Regions from separate parts of the Homo sapiens genome. Here region 1 is linked to region 2. A link is a contact called in ENCODE Hi-C or POLR2A ChIA-PET data. All regions are on one chromosome and are shown on one strand. Each heading gives the region's core, a stretch centred on a gene start or an enhancer-like site at or near the end of the contact. The rest is flanking DNA. Distances are from core to core; before and after follow the strand shown. Region 1 overlaps LOC102723321 (a long non-coding RNA gene). Region 2 has its middle 61 kb from the start of GJA5.

Region 1 (3,672 bases), core at 901-3,400, 73 kb before region 2:
CCAATAATAGGACTCCCAACTAGAACAGTGGCCTCTATCCTTGCTTGGGTGTTGAAACCATGGCCTTGATGATGCTTATGTGTTTCTTCTTCCCATGGATCATGAGGCTCCAGTCTTTCCCTGTGGCTGTAAGTTCCTTCCATATATTTTTTTTTCTCCTTTTCTTAAGGGTAGAAACTTTATTTTTGGTCCATGAAGACATCTCTTCCTAGCGTTTTATGTATGGATGGAGTTTTAAATACTCAATTTATCATATTGTATTAGTCCATTTTCACACTGCTATAAAGAAGTGCCTGAGACTGGGTAATTTATAAAGGAAAGGTTTAATTGACTCACAGTTTAGCATAGCTGGGGAGGCCTCGGGAAACTTACAATCATGGTGGAAGGGGAAGCAAGGCACCTTCTTCACAAGGTGGCAGGAAGGAGAAGTGCCGAGCAAAGGGGGAAGAGCGCCTTATAAAACTCTCAGATCTTGTGAGAACTCACTCACTGTCACAAGAACAGCATGAGGGAACTGCCCCCATGATTCAATTACCTCCACCTGGTCTCTCCTTTGACACATGGGGATTTATGGGGATTATTGGAATTACAATTCAAGATAAGATTTGAGTGGGGACACAAAGCCTAACCATATCATATATATAATGTGGAATGAAAGTGTGAGGTTCAGCCTGTGCTCAATCCACCCTTGTGCCATAGAATTGGTAAATGCCCTTTTAAACAATCTTCCAGCTGTCCCCTCAGGTGCTCAGGGTACTTATCTTGTCCTTGACTCCCCAGGATGCTTCCACTGGAGTACCCCATACTTTGAGCCATCATCCCTACAAGATAGGCTCTCTGGGAGCAAAATGTGTTTGCAGTTTTGATGCAAGTACACTTACAGGTCAGAACTATTCCTGTCCTTTAACCCTGGTCCTGTAGCATGGGAAAGTATGTGCAGGGGACCTCGTAGCAGGCTGCTGTCTATCTTCATCTACACATCCTTCTCTCTGGCCTGCTAAGATAGAAGGAGCACAGAGAATCTCATTAAAGCTGCACCTGTGATGGGACAGAACATCAAACTAGAAGGAAACATGGGATTGTAACTGATTCTATCACTAACTAGCTCTGAGGCCTTGGGAAAACCACTTTGTTGTCTCAGCTTCTAAAATGGGAATAATGATAACAGCTGTTTATTATGGCAAATTGTAGTCCATTTCATTCATGCAGCAAGTATTTCAGAGACAGCCTGCCTTGTGGAATGAACTGGGTTCTGGTCTCACCTCTGTCACCAACTCTAACTCACTGGGTGACTTTGGGCAACTCAAACAAGATGGAAATTCTAGGAGCAAAGATTTCAGCTAAAAGAAAACTAAAACATTTCTAACAGAGCTACCTAATGATAGGCTGGGCTGTATTGGGAAATGGCATAAGCATATCTAATATTTATTCAGCAATCACTTTATTAAGCTATTATACTAAGTGCTTTACATGCCTTGCTTCATTTAATCTTCACAGTAATCCTATGTGTTAGATGCTTTTACAGATGAGGAAACAAGCTCAAAGAGGTTAAGTAGCAAGGCTAAGATCTGACCCAAAGATCCATGAAACCAGGCCGAGTCCACTTAACCACTCTGCTGCTTTGCCAGTGGAAATGCTCAGAAGAAGGTGGAAGACCATTGGCAGGCAGTGGAGAGATCATAGCAGCAATTAGGTTAGGCTAGATGACTGCTCAGCCCTGAGGTTCTAGGACTCTTGCTCCTTCCAGGCTCAGTTTCCTGGAAAATAAGAGTTAAATGTGATTGCTAGGGGCTCCTCACCATTATAAAATCCTGTGACTCATGTGCTAGGGACAGAGGGCAACAGAAAAGTAACGTCAGATGTACTCTCTGATGTCCCAGAGTATAGTTGGGAGGGCGAGTCATATCTCACAACCTCCATGACCCAGTGCTCTGTTGTATGGGAAGGGAAAGTCAGTGGGGTGGATGGAAAGTGTTGGAAGGAATGAGCATGGGGGCTTAGAATGGCAGGGTCTAAGTAGGTGCCAGGGAAAGGAAGCAGAAAGTGCATGTTTGAAAAGCCAGAGGTGTTTCCCTTTGAAAGCTTAGCTGCTACACAGAGCAGCTCTATCCATGCCTTGACAGCTCCCAGACCCAGCTGTCAGAGGGCACCTTTCACTCTCTTTAACCAGCTGAAGTGCCCTGGCTGTCCTGAACTCAACACCTCCACACTCTCAGCTCTCCTGCCTGAGCCCGACATGGGAGGCAGAGCAAAAGGCCACCATCATTTTAGCTGCCCCCTCCCACTCCCACAGAACCCACTGGGTTAAAGGCTGCTATACATATTAAAATAGGGACCCCAACATGTGTGAGTATGTGTGTAGTAATTTTTTATTTTCCTAAAATCTTGAGACTATTTTAGGGGGCAGGGAAGAAGACAGACAAGTTAGTGACAGGGAAGTCCTTGATTAACTGTTTCTTTCCACATTTTAATTTCCTTTCTGATAGAAAATTCAAATAAAACTGGGGGGCTGTCACAGTTTGTCAGTGGTGGTGGGGGATGGGAGGCAGGATGTCTTGGAAACATAGGAGGACATAGGGACATGATAGTAGCAACAAGCTTGGATATTTCCCAAGCAGGGCCTTCAGAGCCACTGTCTGGAGAGGAGAGCTCTTTGGATAAACCGTTGTGTCTGTTGGAAAGTGGTCATGCTTTCATGCTCAGTGTAAGTTTCCATTGGTGCTGTATTTCACCATGCACAGGCAGCACAAGGAGAGGAAGAAAATGCCCTTTTGGAAACTAGTTTGTAGATAAAGTGAATCAGCAAAAGACAAGGTAGAATCCAGAAAAATAAGAAAGAACAACTTCAGTTCAACATGGCAGATGTTTTCCAGCATCTCTTGCCTGCCTAACGTTGTCCTAAATGTTGCAAGGCACAAGGTCTGGAGGGAAAGGTCTATCCAGGTAGACAAGACTCACACACAGGAAACCACAGGAATTTTTAAAAATCCCTATAAATGCTGGCAAGAATACTATCAAATGTCAGAATGTTTTTCCCTACACACATATACTTGTTCTAGCAGTGAAGGATACCTACTAACTTTGATGCTCCAGGCTTGGTCTGAATGTCATACTATTGTAGAATGAGGAAAGCTACATTTCAAACCGGAATCATTGGCTCAGTCTGGATTCTCCAGGAAGCAGGCCTGAGGCAAAGGCTGATGTGCTAACACATCAATAGAGTGTATAGTCTTAGGGGCAACAATAGGGAATGAGGTGAGAAAGACAGGTAAGGAGACAGACTCAATAGGAAGATGTGTCATCAAGCAGGACACTGCTAAGTGTCACTGGCTGCTCAATCCACAGGACCACACCCTTGAGTAGCCCTATCATCCAGATCTCAGAACCACCAGGGGAGTGGGACAGGGGTGGAGACAAACCCACTGAACAGAGGTTTGCCATGTGTTGCATTAGGCCCACACTTTAAGGTTGCCCATGTGTTGGGGAAAGTACTGAGCAGGGTTCTACCACTGCTTCCTTAGGGAAATCCTAGGGGAAGTCAGATGCAGTCAGCTGCACCCATGTGAAATTGATCCATATGGTTTCCAGACAGCTGGAAGAAGAGGCAGGTGAGGCGGAGAGGATCTGTAGTAAAGCAGAGAAGGGTCTAACACACCCATGATCCCTCTACTG
Region 2 (3,920 bases), core at 1,019-3,518:
TGGAGAAGAATCGTCTGCATCTCTCAAGGGGATTATAGCTCCCTGAAGGCAAGGACCATGTTTTATACTTGTATCACCACTTTATGGTGAATTTACATCTCCACAAGTTGAACTGAATTGATTTGAGCTATACCATTTCCCAAAGGAGTCATTTGATTTAGAAAGCAATAAATGAAACAAGGGCCGTCCCTCTGTAGAGGAAAGCCAACAGGCACTTCCATAGACATTGTATCAGGAAGTGGGAGAACTGATTTCATCCCACCCAAATGCCATATTTTAGGCCATTATCCTTTTGTAATGAAAATGGGTGGGAATATATTAATATTTCTCCTCTTCCTCCTCTATCTTCTTAGTCTTGTCTCAAAAAGTCTCTCTTGAAACTCCTCCTTCCATAAGGCCTGCATTTCCGCCACTGGAGACTTGTTCCTTTGAATTAAGTATAGCCCTCTTGAGCCCAAAGTTTTAAAATGTAAATACCTCTGGGAAAAGAAACACATTACATCTCTATTACTTTTATATAAATGCATTTAACCCAGGCTCTTCTCCTCGTAGAAAGGACTAGGCTCCTCCGGGGGCTAAGAATGATGAAAAGGGAGGAAAGCAATGATGCCCAGAGAAGAACAGATGTATGGGGCAGGGAAAAATGGTGCTCAGGTAAAAGTCAGCCTCTGTCCCAATCTCACTGAGGTCTGGCCCTGAATAAAACCAATAATAATAATCACAGTAGCTTTTATAGCTCATTATGTGAGACTCATTTCTTCGTGGTAAAACTCCTTTACAAAGCTCATTACAAATAACTCCTTACACAGGGCTATTATCCCTTTGTAATTAAAACAATATATTGCATCCTCCACTTGGGATTCCTGTGAAACAGCATGGATAATACACAATGGCACTCTGAAAGCTTTTATTTAGTTCCTCTTGAGTCAAAGCAGAAGCTTCCAGGAAAGATTTATCAGCTAATTCCAGAGAGTTATCTCAAATAACTCACATGCAAGATATGGGAACCGTGGGGGAGATTCAAAGCTCCCTTTAGGGTGTGAAGAAGGTGCAAATGTAAGATCATCTCCAAAGCTCTCATGAAGCCAATGACGTATCACCTGTGGATTTACTGGGGAAAGAGTGAGAATTGTGGCGTGAGCAGAGAATGAGGGCTTATCTCTTCTAAGCAAGCTAATCTTTCCCTGACATCTTTCTTTTTGCACTAGAAAAATGTATTTTTTAATAGGTATGCTTTGTATAAAAGAAATTTTGAACTTTTGAAATCCACTGTTTGTTCTTTTCAAAGGGTACTAATAGTGGGCCTCAGTGACTTTATCTATAACTTGGATTAATAATGCCCACCTCAGAGGGCAGAAGTGAGGATCAAATGAAGTTGCATGTGAAGCACCTGGTCAGAGCCAGGCACAAGGGAGAGGCTCCATGGATATTTGTTAGGTCCCTTTCCAACTTCTCTCAACCTGACTGTAATCCCAGAACTTGCTCTGGGAAGCCACTGTGTCAAAACTCCTAGATCCCATTTCTAACTTCTACTCTCCCCTAAACTACATTGCTGACAAGGAGCTGCCTCTTCTAGGTACAACAAGAAAGGATTTTGATTTCCTAACTCTCCCATAACCAAATTTTCCAAAACCAAAGACTGGAATGCATGGCCTCACCATACGGATGGGTTTTTTTCTTTTCAGATATGTTAATTTATTTATGTGACAAGTCCTTCAAAGGCAAAATAATTAAGATACATTCAGTTATGTATGTAAAGAACTATCTTTTTAAAGAATGAAATTACATCAAAAGAAAGAAAACTCAGCAAAAAGTCCTGGATAATTTGACATTGGGACTGTTGGAAACAGCATAGTCATCACAGACACCTTCTTCATTCGCTGATCACTAAGGGTTTTTAGAGTTGTTGCCAACAATGTTAAGTCCCATTCGGTCATGGGCTGACCTTTCTTTGCCAAGTAGCCTGGAACATTTTAGTCCTTTGTTGCATGTGTTGCCATTTCCTCAGACCCACAGATCTTATGACACACACTCTGGGTGTTGCTGAGCTGAGATGCCTGGAAAGTGGTCAGTATGTCCAAGTGATGTGAATGGAGGGAGAATCCTCCAAAAATAGAAACATAAACAGATGCAAGGTTGAGAAATAAGTCAAATTGCCATATCATTATTTTGTTTGGGGTAGTTTAATGCTGTGGCTCATTTTTATCTCATTTCTTACATCCTTTAGCCAAAGCAGAAAGACTGGTTATCCCCATTCCCCTCTGCCCTACCTTCCTACCATCTCAGAGACAGGCTGCTTGAGGGCAAGGACTGTGCCTTCCAATAAACAATTCAACTAGCAGATGTTCATTGAGTGAGTCACAGTTAATTACTTAATAAATCTGACATTGAAGTCCAGACTGTGTGACCTGAACAATTGTTTCCCTTTAGTTAACACCATTCTTCATAGAGCTAATAAATCCACTGAGAATTCTCTAGAGCTTCCCCTTCTTCCACAAATGGAATGGCTCCAGCTTGACCAGGCTAAGAAGCACAGTGACACCCATCTTAGCTGGCTTAATTCTCAAATTCTCAATTGCTGGATAAGTCTTATCTATAGCCACGGCCAGCCCTTGACAAACTGTAAGTCTAGCAAAATTGCGTGTCTCAAACACATGTGTGTTTTTTTTTTTTTTCCTCCTACATCTCCTCCCCATCACTGGCTTCCCTCTTCCCCTACTTCCATTTTCATCACTGCAGGGCCCAAGCTCTTACCTGTCTTTATCAGAATTAACTCTTAGGGGGATAAGAATGGTATGGAAAATATACATCAGTTAGCATCAGTTAAAGAGGCCAGTCAATTCCTGCCTCTGAATACTATATTCCAGCCCTTCAATTAACCATTTCCCTCTTTTTAGCCCTGCTCCATTTCTCAGATCCATCCTGAGAGGCTGAAAGTATGTTTGCACAAGCACGAGCTTTGGAGTCTAGCTATGTGACGTTGAACAAGTCATATCATCTTGCAGTAAAATGGGAACAATAAATACCTACCTCTTGGGGTTATTGTGAGGAGTGAGATAATATGTATAAAGAGCTTAGTACCAGACCTGAAACATAGTAAGTACTCAATAAATGGTTGCTGTTATTATTACACTTCCCACCCCAATCTGGTACTTAATTTTGATCACTCTCTCCATATACCTGCATGTCTTTGAGGTCAGGATCTTAACTAATCTATCTTTGACCCCCTGTACAGTGCCCCATGTCTAGCAAAAGGTAGATGCTTAGTAAATGCTGAGTGAAGGAACAGGACCAACACTGCCTTAGATAGAGTGGGGCTGACTCCTGGGCTCCTGAATTGTTCCCTGAGTTGTAGCTCCTCTTGAATTGGGCTTCTGATTAAGCTTTATTCTAGTTTCCCAGTTCTCCAGAGAGGACTAAACATTTTCTGCACCTGGGACACTGGATTCCTGTCCCTGAGTCACATTTCAGGCTGGGGCTAAAGCCCAGGAATAATCCCAGGCATCGATTCTCTGCCCCAGGTTCTACATGGTCCAACTGCTGAGGAATAGCTTGAAGTTCAATACTCTTCATCTCCATCAGCGCTTCTCCCACCTATGTGGACAACTGCCATTTTCTAAACCTTACATAAAACATGAATAGAAGTTTTTTGTTGTTGTTTTGTTTTTTGACATGGAGTCTTGCTCTGTCACCCAGGCTGGAGTGCAGTGGTACAATCTCAGCTCTCTGCAACCTCTGCCCACCGGGTTCAAGCGATTCTCCTGCCTCAGTCTCCCTCTAGGACTACAGGTGTGCACCACCATACCCGGCTAATTTTTATATTTTTTAGTAGAGACAAGGTTTCACTATGTTGGCCAGGCTGGTCTCGAACTCCTGACCTCAGGTGATCCACCTGCCTCGGCCTCCCAGAGTGATGGGAT

Evidence for each region. Hi-C counts contacts between places; a loop is a spot of excess contacts on that map. ChIA-PET counts read pairs that join two places held with the same protein, here RNA polymerase II (POLR2A). Pooled maps may share reads with other maps.
Region 1: a loop to region 2 is called in a map of heart left ventricle, with 4 times the contacts of the local background. The contact joins two enhancer-like sites. A Hi-C loop is called at or near these places in 16 of 168 maps with a recorded cell type or tissue (HepG2, PC-9, Right ventricle myocardium inferior and 5 more) and 13 of 50 pooled maps. POLR2A ChIA-PET finds 5 or more read pairs at or near these places in 2 of 52 experiments (PC-9 and WTC11).

What each region holds. Positions count from the first base shown.
Region 1 is chr1:147,747,006-147,750,677 of GRCh38, forward strand. The region is part of intron 1 of LOC102723321 (a long non-coding RNA gene); the gene reads left to right. Among named protein-coding and RNA genes, the nearest start is that of GJA5, 12 kb to the right of the region's middle. RefSeq lists an enhancer at 1,573-3,672. Within about 2 kb of position 2,151, at least 3 of the 41 ENCODE cell types and tissues checked have a DNase peak (open chromatin) inside an H3K27ac peak, as active enhancers do.
Region 2 is chr1:147,820,068-147,823,987 of GRCh38, forward strand. No RefSeq gene overlaps it. Among named protein-coding and RNA genes, the nearest start is that of GJA5, 61 kb to the left of the region's middle. Within about 2 kb of position 2,269, at least 2 of the 41 ENCODE cell types and tissues checked have a DNase peak (open chromatin) inside an H3K27ac peak, as active enhancers do.